Regions from separate parts of the Homo sapiens genome. Here region 1 is linked to region 2. Evidence: read pairs that join two places in POLR2A ChIA-PET (ENCODE). Cell type or tissue: OCI-LY7. All regions are shown on one strand.

What was found. Peaks named below come from ENCODE experiments on the same cell type or tissue, not always from the same donor. Only the 100,000 strongest peaks of a DNase experiment are listed, where the experiment ranks them.
Region 1: POLR2A ChIA-PET joins it to region 2 with 6 read pairs; 11 of 35 experiments call an interaction of 5 or more read pairs at or near these places.

The regions. Positions count from the first base shown.
Region 1 is chr2:25,348,618-25,356,617 of GRCh38, forward strand. No RefSeq gene overlaps it. Among named protein-coding and RNA genes, the nearest start is that of DNMT3A, 11 kb to the left of the region's middle. RefSeq lists an enhancer at 7,449-7,949. In OCI-LY7, a CTCF peak has its summit at 109; no DNase peak of the experiment used is centred here.
Region 2 is chr2:25,291,045-25,299,044 of GRCh38, forward strand. The region is part of intron 3 of DNMT3A (DNA methyltransferase 3 alpha); the gene reads right to left. Among named protein-coding and RNA genes, the nearest start is that of MIR1301, 34 kb to the right of the region's middle. RefSeq lists enhancers at 3,634-3,753, 4,210-4,731, 5,718-6,219 and a silencer at 4,036-4,330. In OCI-LY7, CTCF peaks have their summits at 3,453 and 6,978 (motif pointing right); DNase peaks (open chromatin) are centred at 3,807 and 4,307; H3K4me3 peaks cover 1,599 bases; H3K27ac peaks cover 2,069 bases.

The DNA of each region.
Region 1 (8,000 bases), 58 kb after region 2:
TTTTTTTTTTGAGACGGAGTCTCACTCTGTCGCCAGGCCAGAGTGCAGTGGCATGATCTCGGCTCACTGCAACCTCCGCCTCCCAAGTTCAGGCGATTCTCCTGCCTCAGCCTCCTGAGTAGCTGGGATTACAGGCGCCCGCAGCCACAACCAGCTAATTTTTGTATTTTTAGTAGAGACGGGGTTTCACCATGTTGGCCAGGCTGTTCTCGATCTTTTGACCTTGTGATCTGCCCGCCTCGGCTTCCCAAAGTGCTGGGATTACAGGCGTGAGCCCCGGCACCCTGCCCATGGGTGAACTTTCAAAAGTGCTCCTGCACTTGACAGAGCTGGTGACTGACTGCACAGCACTGTGAATGCACTAAATGCCGTGGAATTGTACAATTTAAAGTGGTTAATTTAATATTATATGAATTTCATCTCAATAGAAAATATATTGTTAAAAATGCTCCTGCTCATGTAAAGAACCCACCCCATCCACAACTAAAAATGCATTTACTCTCTTTTTGCGAAAAAGATAATCCAAGTCGTGGCCAGCTCTAAGACCAAGATCTCTGAGTAATGTGCATGCCTCTCCATGGGGTCTCAGTGTGGCTTCTTCTTATCCTGTACCCTGTGGTTAAATTGTAAACTCAACCACCCCAAAGCACCATACATACAGTGGTGGAGAGAAAATAGATGATCCACAATGAAGACTGGCTTTAGAAGAAGCTAGAAGGGAAAGATATGCAGGGGCTACCCGTCCGTGGCCTACATGACACCCAGCCAGGGCTCACATCTTGGCAGTGGAGCCAGGTCCTGGCCTGACTCCCTGGGAGAATTTCCCTGGTTCATTGTGGTCCGTGGCTGCTCCTGAGGGCTGAGGGGAAGAAGTCGTTTTTGAGGAGGACAAGCTTCCTCTTGGCCTGATCATGTTTTCCTGGGGATTCCTTCAGAGGTTGGGCAATCCCTAGGTTTGGGGAATGCAATGTCACTTCCTTACAACCTCAGGCAGCTGCCAGCCAGCTCACTTCCTGGGAATGCTGTGGACAAGCAGCCAGCCCCCCAAAGACCCAAAGCTGCTGAGTAGATCATTGCGCATGCGCCCCGTAGACATTGCGAACATCAAATCAAGTGGATACTAAAGTGCTTTGTAAACCCATAAAATGCCGTTATCCTCATTCACTGAGAAAATCCTAGATACGAGTTCACTCTGTATGGTTTTATATGTGCCCGTTCACCGTATTTTATTCAACTATGTTTACTCTCTTATCGGATTTCTCACAGCAACTTCTACTAATGTCCCCCAACTTCTAGATGCTAACTTAACCCCTTCCCCCAGGAGACACCTCAGAAATATATACATTCACTTGTTCTGTCACCTGAGAGCACCTAGACACAATAAAACCTCAATAGCCATAAATAAAACTAGTGTCCAGAACTTGGTTTCTAAATACCAGTCTTTACTGGAAGGCACTGGACCTGCCTGGAGAAATAGCAGATTCCAGAATTGGGTCGAGCAAGGGACAAGCAGACTTGTCCCTTGTCCCAAAAGGGGCTGCCACTGGTGGAATATGGGACAATTTGAGCACCAAAATAAATAATGATATTCAGATAGTTTGGCTATTTTTCCCCTCCCAATCTCATGTTGAGATCTGATCCCCAGTGTTGGAGGCAGGGCCTAGTGGGAGGTGCTTGGGTCATGGGGACAGATCCCTCATGAACAGCTTGATGCCCCCCTCAAGGTAATGAGTGAGTTCCTACTCTGTTACTTCGCTTGAGAGCTGATTATTAAAGAGAGCCTGGCACTTCCTCGTCTCTGTCTTCCTTCCTGTCTCATCATGTGACATGCCTGCTTTTCTTCCCCTTCCGCCACGAGTGGAAGTTTCCTGAGGGCCTCACCAGAAACAGATGCCAGTGCCATTCTTCTTCTTCTTTCTTCTTCCTTCTTCTTCTTCTTCCTTCTTCTTCTTTTTTTTAATGGAGTCTCTCTGTGTTGCCCAGGCTGGAGTGCAGTGGTGCGATCTCAGCTCACTGCAACCTCAACCTCCTGGGTTCAAGCGATTCTCCCACCTCAGCCTCCTGAGTAGCTGGGATTATAGGCATGTGTCATTATGCCTGGCTAATTTTTGTATTTTTAGTGGAGACGGGGTTTCACCATGTTGGCCAGGCTGGTCTTGAACTCCTGACCTCCGGTGATCCACCCACCTCGGCCTCCCAAAGTGCTGGGATTACAGGCATGAGCCACCGTGCCTAGCCACATGCTTCTTGTACAGCCTGCAGAACCGTGAGCAAAATCAGCTTCTTTTCTTTATAAATTACTCAGTCTCAGGTATTCCTTTCTAGCAATGCAAATGGACTAAGACAGATATTAATAGATTATAACCCATAGTCCACACTGACAGAAATAACTAGATAATAAACAGCAAGTTTAGTGAGGAATGGGATGTTTACATGGTCTCAAAGTACTTCCCCACAAAATACTTATTAATTACAAAGCGACAAAGAGTAACTTTACAATGGAAAAGGCTGGAACACATCACTTTAATCAAGTGATTGAAAGAAAAGTTAATGTTGTCAGTAATTGGGCAAATCCAAATGGTGCACCACCTACCAAGATGCAGTCAGAAGGACACGGCATCATTTCTGTGATGTTCCTGCCAAAGGTGCATGCCTGAATCTGACCTTGAGGAGACACCAGACGAACCCAAAATGAGAGCTGTTTTACAAATTAACTGGCTTGCATTTTTTGAAAGTGTCAAGATCATGAAAGTCAAAGAAAGGTTGAGAAACCGTTACGTATTGATGGAAACTAAAGACATAGGAAAACTAAATGTGCAATTCTGAACTGGATTTTATTTGCTATAAAGGACATTATTGGAACAACCGGAGAAAACTGAATGGGGTCTGAGGATTAGATAGTAGTAATGTATCAATGTTGCTTTCCTGATTTTGATGTCTCTATCCTGTGGTTATGAAAACCAACATCCTGAGGCTGGGCGCGGTGGCTCATGCCTGTAATCCCAGCACTTTGGGAGGCCGAGACGGGTGGATCACCTGAGGTCAGGAGTTCGAGACCAGCCTGGCCACCATGGTGAAACCCCATCTCTACTAAAAATATAAAAATTAGCTGTGCATGGTGGCGCATTTCTGTAATCCCAGGTACTCTGGAGGCTGAGGCAGGAGAATCACTTGAACCTGGTAGGCGGATGTTGCAGTGAGCCAAGATCACACCACTACACTCCAGTCTGGGCAACAGAGTGAGACCCTGTCTCAAAAACAAAATCAAAAACAACAACAACAAAAAGAAAAACAACATCCTTATCTGTTAGAAATATATACTAAAATCTGGGCACAGTGGCTCACGCCTGTAATCCCAGCACTTTGGGGGGCCAAGGCAGGTGGATCACAAGGTCAGGAGATCGAGACCATCCTGGTCAACATGGTGAAACCCCTCTCTATTAAAATACAAAAAATTATTCAGGCATGGTGGCAGGCACCTGTAGTCTCAGCTACTCAGGAGGCTGAGGCAGGGGAATCGCTTGATCCCGGGAGGCAGAGGTTGCAGTGATCCAAGATCGCACCACTGCACTCCAGCCTGGCGACAGAGTGAGACTCCGTCTCAAAAAAACAAACAAAAAAAGAAAAAAAAAAGAAATATATACTAAAGTTGTCGGGGAGGGGGCAACAGGGTATCCTGTTGGCAATTTATTCACAAATGGTTCCCCCTCAAAATAAGTACTTTGTACCATATTGGCAAATTTTCTGTAAGTTTGAGATTGTTTCAAAATTAAAAATTACCCCCAGGAAGATAGCATTTTGCCTTCCCACCAGAAATATATGTGAGAGAGCCTTGTTCATTGAGTTCGTTGTCAAACTCTTGGATTTTTGCCCATGTAATAGGTGAGCATTGGGTTCTCGCTGTATGTTTTCTTTCGCATTTCTCTGATTATGAGGGGATTGAGCATCTTTCCATGTGTCTAAGGACCATTAGCATGTTGACTGTTAATCTATCAGGCTGTGGTCTTTCTCTTCTTGATTTTTATGACCTCTTTATACATTTTATGACCTCTTTATACATATACACCCCTAACTCTGTACTCTCCCTTCATCTCTCTAAGTTCTCCCCCATTTCTGCTGCTTCTCCAGAGGGAAGAGGGAAGGAGCTGCCATCTATGGAACCCAATCTCACTTCATCTGCACCGAGCATGGTCTCAGGGAGCATAGCGAGACATCTCACCATCCACCCAGCTTTCCGTGGGGTGCATTAGTTTCAAGATGAAAGATTAGAAACCTGTGGTCATGTACTTTCGGATACAAACGTTTTAGTGAGTATAAAGCAGTGGTGGTTTTTTTTTTTCATTCATATTCTTTTATTAGGTAATGTACCCCCTAATTTATAAGTTGAGTTCCATATAACTCAATAAAGGGGGTGTCATTTTTAAAGTTAAACATTTTCTGGAGATAATTTTAGATTTTCATGCAGTTGTGAGAAACACTAAAGAGAGATCCCATGTACCCTTACTCAGTTTCCCCTGATGATACCATCTCACAGTGAAGTGGGCTGTCACAACCAAGATACTGACAGTGACGTGAACGTTTCCATTACCACTGGATTCCTCATGCCACCCTCCAGCTGGCCACCCCTTAACCCTGAACAATGACTAATCTATTCTCTTTTTCTATAATTTTATCATTTCAATAGTGTTATAGAAATGAACTCATTCGGCCAGGCACAGTGGCTCATGCCTGTAATCCCAGCACTCTGGGAGGCTGAGGTGGGTGGATCATGAGGTCAGGAGATCAAGACCATCCTGGCTAACACGGTGAAACCCCGTCTCTACTAAAAATACAAAAAAAAAAATTAGCCAGGTGTGGTGGCGGGTGCCTGTAGTCCCAGCTACTTGGGAGGCTGAGGCAGGAGAATGGCGTGAACCCGGTAGGCAGAGCTTGCAGTGAGCCGAGATCAAGCCACTGCACTCCAGCCTGGGCAACAGAGTGAGACTCTGTCTCAAAAAAAAAAAAAAAAAAATAAAGAACTCATTCAAGGCCGGGCACAGTGCCTCATGCCTGGAATCCCTGTACTTTAGGAGACTGAGGTGGGTGGATCATTTGAGGTGAGGAGTTTGAGACCAGCCTGGCCAACATGGTGAAGCCCCATCTCTACTAAAAACTAAAAACATTAGCTAGGTGTGGCGTCAGGCGCCTGTAAACCCAGCTACTCAGGAGGCTGAGGCAGGAGAATCGCTTGAACCTGGGAGGCAGAGGTTGCAGTGAGCCAAGATCGTGCCATTGCACTCTAGCCTAGGAAACAGAGCGAGACTCCATCTCAAAAAAAAAAAAAAAAAAAAAAAAAAGAAAGAAAGAAACGAACTCATTCAGCATATAGCCTTTTGGAACTGGCTCTTTTCACCAAGCATAACCCTCTGGAGATTCATCTAGATTGTTGCATGTGTCTCTAGTTCACCCCTCTGTATTGCTGGGTAACAGTTCATGGTATGGTTATGCCAGCATGTAAACACTCACCTGTTGAAGGACATCCGCAGGATTTCTAGTTTCCAACTACAGCTTAGAAAACTGAGGCCAGAGAGTGAAGCAACTGCACAGGCATAATACGGCACAGCTGGCATTTCAGCTCCAGTCCATTTGCCAGAGTCACACGGGATGACAGGTGAGAAACAGACCAGGCAGCTTCAATGGGATAGATGGAGACTTGACGTCATTGATAATCTGATGCCTTGAAAGTCGTGTGTAAGAAGCTGACTCTGAATTGGAGGGAGGCCAGGAGATTTGCACCCAGCTCTGGCAATGGGTTTGGGGAAGCTATAAACCACCTTTCAAAGGGAACACCTGGTCGGGTGCAGTGGCTCATGCCTGTAATCCCAGTACTTTGGGAGGCCAAGGTGGGTGGATCACCTGAAGTCAGGAGTTCGACACCAGCCTGGCCAACATGGTGAAACCCCGTCTCTACTAAAAATACAAAAAAAAAAAAAAAAAAATTAGCCGGGCATGGTGGCGGGTGCCTGTAGTCCCAGCTACTCGGGAGGCTGAGACAGGAGAATCACTTGAACCTGGGAGGCGGAGGTTGCAGTGAGCCAAGATTGCGCCACTGCACTCCAGCCTGGGTGACAGAGCAAGACTTTATCTCCAAACAAACAAAAAACCACAAAGGGAACATCTATTGCTGACTGAAAACAGATGAGGAGGGACGTAGCAACTGATTTGCATTGTTCTAGGAGCATCCAGATCAAACGTATATTCAGGGGCCAGAGGAGAAGTGTAACTGAATTTAGAGGAGCGGATGGAGTGGAGAATAACTCGAGGAACAGCGCCATCGGTGTGACACTACTCACACTGCAGCCATGAAGGGATGGGCTCTCCGGGGAGTGTGGAGACCAGAGGTTCGGGGGTAGGCTACAACCTGGGGCTGGAAGAGATGACAACAAAGGAGAGAGAAGGGGGCTCAGGGAGGCAGGGCGAGCCAGATGAATGAATGAAGGCCAAAGACAAAGGGACTCAGTATTTCCGAGGCAAGAGGTCAGGGAGGAAGGAGTGCATTTGTTATCTACAGCGCATAACAAGTTAGCCCATATCTTAGCGGCTGAAACAACACGTATTGTCTCTCTGTTTCCATGGGTCAGGAATCTGTGAGTGGCTTGCTGGGGTCCTCAGGCTCAGGCTCTCTCACAGACTGCAATCAAGGTGTCCGGCTGCTGTCATCTCAAGGTTTGATGGGGAAGGATCCACTTCCAGCCTCACTCACATGGTTGTTGTTGACAGAATCTAGTTCCTCACAGGTTGGTGGACTGAGGGCTTCAATTCAATGCTGGCTATTGGCCAGAGGCTGCCCTCAGCTCCTTGCCACGTGGGCCTCTCCACAGGACGCTCCCAAGATGGCAGCTGGCCTCACCAGAGAGGAAGGAGGAGAGAGCGAGAGAGTGTGTGGCAAGCGAAGAGACGAACTTTCATAACCAAATCTTGGAGGCATTTGCGCTGTTCTCTCCGTTAATAGCCAGTCACTAGAACCAGCCCACACTGAAGTGGAGGGGATTACAAGGATCCAGATACCAGGAAGCCATTTTAGAAGCTGCCCACCACAGGAGCAAAGGCAAGGGGGCTGGACCCGACCTAAGACTACCCCAGGCAGCCCAGAGCAGACTGTCCGAGAGTGTGAGGACAGAATCCCAGCCCGAATCCCAGCTGTCCCAGCACCACAGGGAGACATGGACACACTCAGGGCCTCCTGCCGGTTCCCAGAAGAGCCTGGCTCAGTCATTTGCCTGGGTTCACTCCCACCACCCCCAGCAGTGCCGGGAATAAAACAATAATACACAGCAGCAAAATGCCCCTCCAGCAGCCCATGTACACAGCCTGGCTCACCTTCCCCATCTTACCAGCCGGCACTGCCATCGGGACACGGAAACCTCTTCAGGACGTGGGAGGAGGGGAAGCAATTCCATAGACATTTCTGGGCCCTTCTCAGCTGCCCCCACCAGCAGCCAGCAGCCCCCTGGATCCATCTGGGGAAGGAGACTCCCCTTTCCCTGAGGGCCTCCCCCTCTGAGCCTGGCCAGCACCCTGGGCCTGTTCTCCTGTCCCCCTGCAGCTGCAGGGCCATAGGTCCCCTTGTGGGAGGGACAGAAGGACAGAGAGGCACCAGGAAGGTGGGCACCAGGGCCTTCCCACCAGGAGCCGACACTCCCCAGGGAACATTTCCGGGGCATGCTCAGGAGGCAGGAAGTGGGATGCAGGGGAAATCCTCAAAGGCTGAGGCTGCGGCTGGACAGAGACTTGAGGGAGGAACAGAGGAGGATGGCAGGTACAAATCTCAACCCACGGCAGGTAAAAGACATGCACCTTTTTAGAAGTCCCCTGATGTCAGTTTTTAGAAGTCCCCTGATATTTGTCTCTGCCCAAATCTCATGTCGAACTGTAATCCTTTGCATGGGAGGTGCTTGGATCACTGGGCTGGATTTCTTGTGAATGGTTTAACGCCATCCCCTTGGTGCCGTCCATGTGTT
Region 2 (8,000 bases):
GGAGGCACCCCCACGCCTGCAGACACCCACTGCCAGCCACAGGACAGAGGGGTGCAAGGAAGCTGCGTGATGCCAACACAAACACGCCAGTGAGCCCCTCCACTCCCACCGCAACTCCTCGCTCCTTCCAGTTCCTCAGCTCTGCAGGCCCATCACCCCTCAACCAGCCTGAATTTTTCCAGGTTGACTCTAGTTTCAGGAAACAGCTGCATGTCCACGTAAGCAGGGCAGCTCTGCCCCCGAAGCATTGGCACGGGGCCATGACTGCCCGCCCCCGCCCTTCCGGCAGCCCCCTTTCCCCTGGCGGCCCTCACCAGAGATCTGATAGCAGCTGGAAGTGGCCTGTGGTAGGGAGAGCCAGAGATGCCTGCTCCATGCCCACTCCAGGAGGGGCCAGGGGGTCCCCAGATGCCCCCTTGCTCGGCCTTCCTGGGGTGGATGGAGCAAGCTCCAACGCTATGGAGCTAGGACCCTGACTCCTCCAATTTCCCTTTTCCCTGTGGGGTGGCTAAAAGCGCAGCCAGTGGGGTCAGGGATGGCGGGACCAGAGGCCACAGAGGGCCGACTCTGGAAACTCTGGTCCCAGCCTGGGCACCCCCTCCAGGTCCTACCATTCCCCTTACCACATCTGCTGGGAGCTGCCTGTCTCCCTTCTCCCCAGAGATCTCTCCACCCGTGTGTCTGAGGAGAGAACTCTGGGCTCTGCAAAGCCTTAGAGGTCACTCAGTCCATGGCCTGGCTAGGCCGTCACAAGCCATGGCAAATGGATGCCAGAATGACCATGCGTGGTGAGTGGCCGGCCCACTCAGGGTTCTGTTTCCAGCGGGGACACTGGTCCACCTGGAAAAGGGCCTGGTTGTGCTCTTTGAAGTCAACCTCAAAGGATTTCAGAGTGAGCTGGAGGCTCCCTTTAAAAAGCCATTATGCTGGCTGGGTTCAGTGGCTCACGCCTGTAATCCCAGCACTTTGGGAGGCCGAGGCGGGCGGATCATCTGAGGTTGGGAGTTCGAGACCAGCCTGGCCAACATGGTGAAACCCCATCTCTACTAAAAATACAAAAAAAATGGCCTTTGAGCCCCCTATGCTCAGGCCTGCTCTCACATTGTGTAGTGTACTTTCATTTTCAATAAATCCCTTCGACCCTTAAAAAAAAAAATTAGCCAGGCATGGTGGTGCACGCCTGTAATCCCAGCTACTCAGAAAACTGAGACAGGAGAATTGTTTGAACCCGGGAGGCAAAGGTTGCAGTGAGCCGAGATCGCACCACTGCACTCCGGCCTGGGCAACAGAGTGAGAATCTGTCTCAAAAACAAAAACAAAAACAAAAACAAAAAAAGCCATTACGTATGAGAGATCCCATACGTTAAGTAAATCTCTTTTGAAGTTGCTTCTGTTTTCAATTTCTGCCAATCCTAGGGTGACAGGTTTGGTAAGAAGGGAACCCACCATGGAAAATGGTGCTATCTTTTCTGTGCTTCATTTATCTTTCTGAAATTTCTAATGGGTGTCCTCCCTCTGCCCCCCAGCTGTGCTGTGCTCAGCCCGCCGCACCCGACATGATTTCATAGCCTTAATCACATCCTCTGCCTTTGTCTCTGCAGACTGGGGAGTCCTAATCTCTTTAGCCTGTCCTCTCTTGGCAGCCTTGCCTTCCCCTTGATCAATTTAGTGCCCTTCTCTGGAGCTTTTCCAACTCGCTTATGTCTTTCTTGAGGTAGGAGAACCAAAATGTACAAAATTCTCTAGGTGGGGATGATGAAAGAAAGCCCATGTCAACAGCTCTCCTCCAATGGGTGTGCCGGCGCGTACCTGCAACAGGAGGAACAATGCAGGTGGAGCCCGGGCCCTAGAAAAGCTCATGGGGCCCCAGGAAGGCCACCAAGGCCAGGACCTGTGGGAATGAATGACTCGCTGAAGGTGGCCCTGGGATGTGGAGAGATGAAAATAAACAGAGGGATTATTTTTGGAAAAAAAAAAAAAGGAGATTCTGAGATTCTACTTAAATGCTCCCCAAGTAAGACCAGCTATGTAAGGTGGCCTTGACAGGGGCCCCTTCCCCATCTGCTCCCTTCCAGAAGCCTTGTCTCTGACAACAACGCTGATGCTGTCCCTGTTGTGCCATTGCTAGGGCTTCCTTTCACCCCTTCCTCTCCAGCGTTCCCAGGGCCAGCAGCATAGGCTTGGCCAATTCTGCCCCGCCACTGCCACCCCCCACAGGCCCTGGGACTTTGCTGGCGCCCCTGCCCCCTCCCCTCTCCCAGCATGTGCTCATGCTCAGGGATGAACGCCATGCTCATGGGTGCCAGAGCCAATTTCTCAAACACGACTCCCATCACGTCATATCCGCCTCCTCACAACCTTCCAGATAACACATTTTTCAGAGAGGATAAAGAGTAAAAGCCCCTCAGGCTGCCTGCAAACTACCTTTCCAATCAAGATTGAGAAGATTTTTCTTCTTTCTTTGAGACAGGGTTTTGCTCTGTCACCCAGCTGGAGTGCAGTGACACAATTATGGCTCACTGCAGCCTCAACCTCCCGGGGTCAAGAGATCCTCCTGCCTTAGCCTCCCAAGTAGCTGCGACCACAGGTGTACCACCATACCCAGCTACTATTTATTATATATATATATAAAAATTTATTTTTTTGAGACAGAGTCTCCCTCTGTAGCCCAGGCTGGAGTGCAGTGGCACAATCTCGGCTCACTGCAACCTCTGCCTGCCCAGGTTCAAGCGATTCTCGTGCCTCAGCCTCCTGGGCAGCTGGGACCACAGGTATGTGCCACCACATTCGGCTTTTTTCTATTTTTAGTAGAGATGGGGTTTTGCCATGTTGGCCAGGCTGGTCTCGAATTCCTGGCCTCAAGTGATCCACCTGCCTCAGCCTCTCAAAGTGGTGGGATTACAGGTGTGAGCCATTGCACCCAGCCCCGTATACATTTTTCAATGAATCCCTAGTCCCCTCAGCCAGGCCTGTGCCTGTGTGCTCATGGCCCCTGCCTTTGGGCCTCCCCACACTCACCCTGCCCTGCATGCCTTCCTTCCTCCACACCCAGCTCAGCTGGGGTCGGGGGTGCCTCTCACTTTCCCCTTGACTTCTCCAAATGTCACCTCCCTTCTAAGGCCCAGGTCAAGCCCCACCTCCTCCATCTTCCCTGGCTTCCCCGGCATCCTTAGGAGTCCCACTGCACTTAAGTCCCCACCATGGGCTAGGCCCTTCCATGCAGCACTCCAGTAGCGGGCGTTGATTTCACCGCTCAGGTCGGGGAGTGGGTGGGTGGAGCTGCAAGGTTCATAACCATAGGCTCTACCTCACAAGCAGTGTGTCGGCCTGTCTTCCTCATGCCTTCCAAAACATGAGGAGACAGAGTGGGCAGCAGCGTGTACTGATGCAGGCTCGCAGGAAGAAAAGCCACCTCTAGGGGTGGGCCAAGGGCTGCAGCCCAGGAGTGGGAGACACGATGTCAGGAAGTTATATGCATAAAAGGTAGGGGCACCATATCACCCAGCCGAGGTCCGGAGGGTTAGCCCAGGAGCGGCTCTGATCTGAAAACAAGCAGGGCTGCTGAGCTCTGTCTTAACTTGGAGAAGAATCAAAGGTCCTATCAGGCTGGAAAGCTAGCCAGTGCTGCAAACCTCCAAGAGCTGCCATAAGCTGTACCTAGCTGACTTTTGCCTGCAGCAGAATGGTTCCCTGACTTCCCCATTTAGGTTACCCCAAGTCATCTGCTCTGAAGTGGGGCAGTTTGCCCTCTTGGACTGGCTCACTCCTGCGGTGTTGGAGGGTCAGCCCTAACACCAGCTTGGGCTCAGCTGAGCTCAGCACCAGCGCCCAGCCCCCTCCTCCTCCTCCCTCCCATTCTGGGTTATTCTTAGCAGGAGGTGACCTCAGAGTGCTCCCTCTGAGCAAAAATAACCCTGGAGGAAGTTGGTGGGTATAAATCGTCAATGAATAAATACGCATCGCTAGTAAATAGGGGATGGAGCCCCACAGGGCCACTCACCCCCCAGGGCCTTGTGGGCAAAGGCAGAAACTCTCCCTTCAGGGCTCCAACCGGAACCACCCATGAAGGACAAAGGCCTCTGCAGGACTGTCTGGGCTGGCAACCAGGCAGGAACCAGCCTCAGACACCCACACTTGTCACCCTGCAACATCCTTAGAGGCTGCCCCTTCCTCCCCACCTCACACCCACACACGGGCTCAGCTCCACGCACCAGCCCCCGCCTCCCTATCATGGGCACTGGCCAGCCCGCAGGCCCTGGCCCAGGTGCCAGCTCCCTTCCTAAGCCCCGCCCTGCCCTGCAGCTGACTTCCTGTTTCCTGTTGCCGGCTCTGACTGCAGCATCCTGGCTCTCTGGCCAGTGCTGCAGACAACTAGGCCGTTGCCGATTTTAAGCAGGCGCACCTCTTTGCCCTCAGCCCCCTGCAGCCTTCGGCACTTACACACAGGCTCCCTGGTATTTGTGTCAATAACTCTCTTCAGTTCCATTTTCTTTGTATGCTTTTTGGACCAGTTCCACACACTTTTTCCAGCAGCCCTGAATTCACATATTAACTGACAGAGAACCCCTGGGTAGGTACCCAGTAGCCAAACTGCACGGATGCAGTGATAAGGAGGAAAGAGCACCATAGGCTTTGCAGTTGGGAGGTGTGAAGTCCAAGTCCTGATCATCTTCTCTGAACCTCAGTCTCTTCTTCTGAATGTGGGGATAATGAAAGCGGTCCCCAACTACCTCACGCAGGTTTGTCAGCATCAAATAAGGTAACCCCTGTAAAACGCCTTTGTAGGCAGTAACATGCTGCATAACCATGAGCCTTTACTGCTGGTCTCTGTCCTCAGTGAGGCAGGCAAACTCAGTGTGGCACAGCTCAGCGACTATGCAATGGCGGTGCATTTTCAAACTGTCAGGGATGAAAGCTCAAGCTTTGGTTCCAGATTTTTAAATTCTCAGTGCACCAAGAAATGATACGGTTGTAAAATATAAAATCACAGCACGTGGATGTGGCAACATTGTCACACACACATAAAAGCTTCTGAATAGTTATACTCAGTTCTGTACCGACAGGTGACAACAAATGCTTCTCAAAGTGAGGTCTGCAGACCACTGCAGTCCCATGTGTGTGATCGGTGGGCTTGGAACTTGTCTTTATCAGTTCATTTTTATTAACTTTGGAGACAGTTGGAGAAGGGAAAGGCCAGTGTGGGTCACAGTGGCTGAACTGGGCTTCATTTTCAGGCTAGGTTCTACCGGGCTGTGGTGCTGGGGCAGGCGGAGAGAAGGCAGGCTGTGGAACTGTGTAAGGGGCGGGCAGGAGGAATGGCTGGCTAGTGTGTTTGGGGAGCAGTGAGAAGGTGAGGTTTCTGTGGCCAAAGGGGTGGCATCAGGCATAGCAGGGAAAGGAGTGGTCAGATGGTGAGGGGCTGGAATTCAGATCTTGTCCCCTAAAAAATGGAGTCCCGGGGGGTTCCTGAAGAAGGACGTGCCGGTGCTACATTTACTGTGATTATGTGTGGCCTCCTCTCTCCAGCACACTTGACTGAAATAGAAGGCATCTTCCTCTGGTGGCTTCCCGCACATGGTCAGTGCTCAGGAAGTGGAAAGTGTTTGTCGTGAAGGGAGCACACTGGCCTGGGCATGCAAGGGGCAGGTGGAGTCTGGTTTGGGTGAGGGCAATGCCAGGGGGCAGAAGGCACCCAGGGACAGATGCCTGTTGAAGGCCAAGACAGACAGTCCTTGGGGGCAAAAGGAGGAGAGAGCCCAGGATTTCTTGGGCTTGGGGGTGGGACCTGGTGAGGGCACTAGTGGGTATATCTGGACCCTCCCTGTCCAGCGCTGGCTGTGGAAGCTCACAGCCTCCAGCCAGGGTTTCATCTCTTACTTCCCAGTCCCCATCCCTGTCACACCTGTCAGGACCTGAGCCAAGCTCCTTCCCCAGGCTTAGCTGGATGACACACTCAGCTGCTTTAAAGCTCCCTGGCAAATCTATTCCCAGGGCCACAGCTGCAACAGGTCCTCAGAAGCCATCTCTCCTGTGCTCCTGCATGGGAGGGGAAGAGGCCAGGACCAGCACCTGCGACCACAAGGGCTGAGCCTTGGCTGCAGCAGGAATCCCCCAACATGGGCTCCCAGGAAGGGCCATGCTGGCTGCTGTCCTCGGGGTCAGTCTTTCTCGGTTCCTCCAATGTGCAAGGAGTTGCTTTCCCAACAGCTGACTTCCCAATCAGCTTCACCTTTACCATGCTCCTCCTCACCCTGGGCCTCTCCTGAGAGGCCAGGCGACGGCAGGTGTAACCTAGGACTTGGGCTAGAACACATCCAGACCACGAGGGGCACGGGATGCGCCCCGCCTCCCAGGGCTGCTGAGAGGCTGATGCTGGGCCCCCACCCCATAGGCCTGCACCCCAGCCTGGTGGACACTGGGCCCTGCAGTGGAACAGGTTTTTTACACAGCCAGCTCTGCATTGTTTTTTTTTTTTTTTTTTTTTGAGACAGAGTCTCGCTCTGTTGCCCAGGCTGGAGTGCAGTGGCACAATCTTGGCTCACTGCAACCTTCCCCTTCCGGGTTCAAGCGATTCTCTTGCCTCAGCCTCCCGAGTAACTGGGATTACAGGCACCCGCCATCATGCCCGGCTAATTTTTGTATTTTTGTAGAGACAAGGTTTCACCATGTTGGCCAGGCTGGTCTCAAACTCCTGACCTCAGGTGATCCGCCCACCTTGGCTTCCTAAATTGCTGGGATTACAGGCATGAGCCACTGCGCCTGGCCCAGCCTGCACATTTGGACTCTTTTGCTGTTTGCCAAGTGCCCCAGGAGGTGGACAGGGCAGGTTTTACTGGCAGCCATATTTTCCCAATGAGGAAGCAGCCCAGAGAGGTTAGGTGACTTGCTCAAGGACACATGCTGGGAAGCATTAAATCAAGGTGCTGCTCTTCTGTCAAACTACGGTTGCCGTGGCCTCCTGAAGAGGAAAGGTTTGGCCAGGCGGGGGCAGGCCCGACCTTTGCTGAGGCTCCTTGGTGCTTGCACCATTTCGTTCTCACAGGGGCAAGGAGAAATGCATCCTTTTCTCCTCTATTTTTAGAAGGGGAACCTGAGGTTCAGGCAGCAGCAGTTCAAGGTTACACAGGTGGTCAGTGGTGGAGCCAGAATTTGAACTCAGGTCTCTTGGACCCCAAAGACAGTGTTTTTCCTTCTGCCCTGGAGCGTGCTTCAGGCCAGGGGATGTAGGACTGCCGGCCCCTCTCCCCTCACTCGGCTGTGCCCCTCTTCTCTGTCATTGTCTAGGTGATGTCCCCACACTCCTGTCCCTGACTTCCTTGTACCTTTTCACCCGAGTGCTTCACTCCACCTCTCAGCGATGTGGCTACCCTCTGATTCCAGAGACTCACAAAGATGAGTCAAAGGGTTGCTGGGTCTTTATTTGCTACAGGTGGTGGCTCTTGTCCTCAGAAACTGGACGGGGACAGGGGGAGTTTGCTTAGCATATTGCACGTTGCCAAGCCTCAGGAGAGAGGCAGGGCACGCTGCAAATGTGGAGTCACCAGTGTGCTCTGACTCCGGCCTGGCTCTCCTCCCACACCTTCTCCATTAAGGTGCCCTGTGGGCAGAGGAGGGTGCAGGGGCCCTGGGAATCTGGAGTCTGCTGCCAGCCAGAAAGTCCTCTCTGAAGCCCCGTGTTATTTTTCAACATCACGTGAATTTTTCATTCCAGAATGAATTTCATTCATTACATATCCACGTTTGCTTTAATATTAAAAGGTTTAAAATTACTTACCAGTAAAATGACTTCACTCCGCCCCCCTGCCCCCCGCCTCAAATCTTCAGGCAGAACTGGCAGGGGTGCATCTCAGTACACAGCAGGTTCCCACACCCCCCACCTCCAGGAACTCACCACCCCCCCCGCCTCTACTGTCCCATTTCACTTCAGTCACCTTCAACCCGGCTCTCTACCCAAAGGGAGCAAGTCCTGGGCTCCATGCCTGCTGAGAACATTTCTTTGA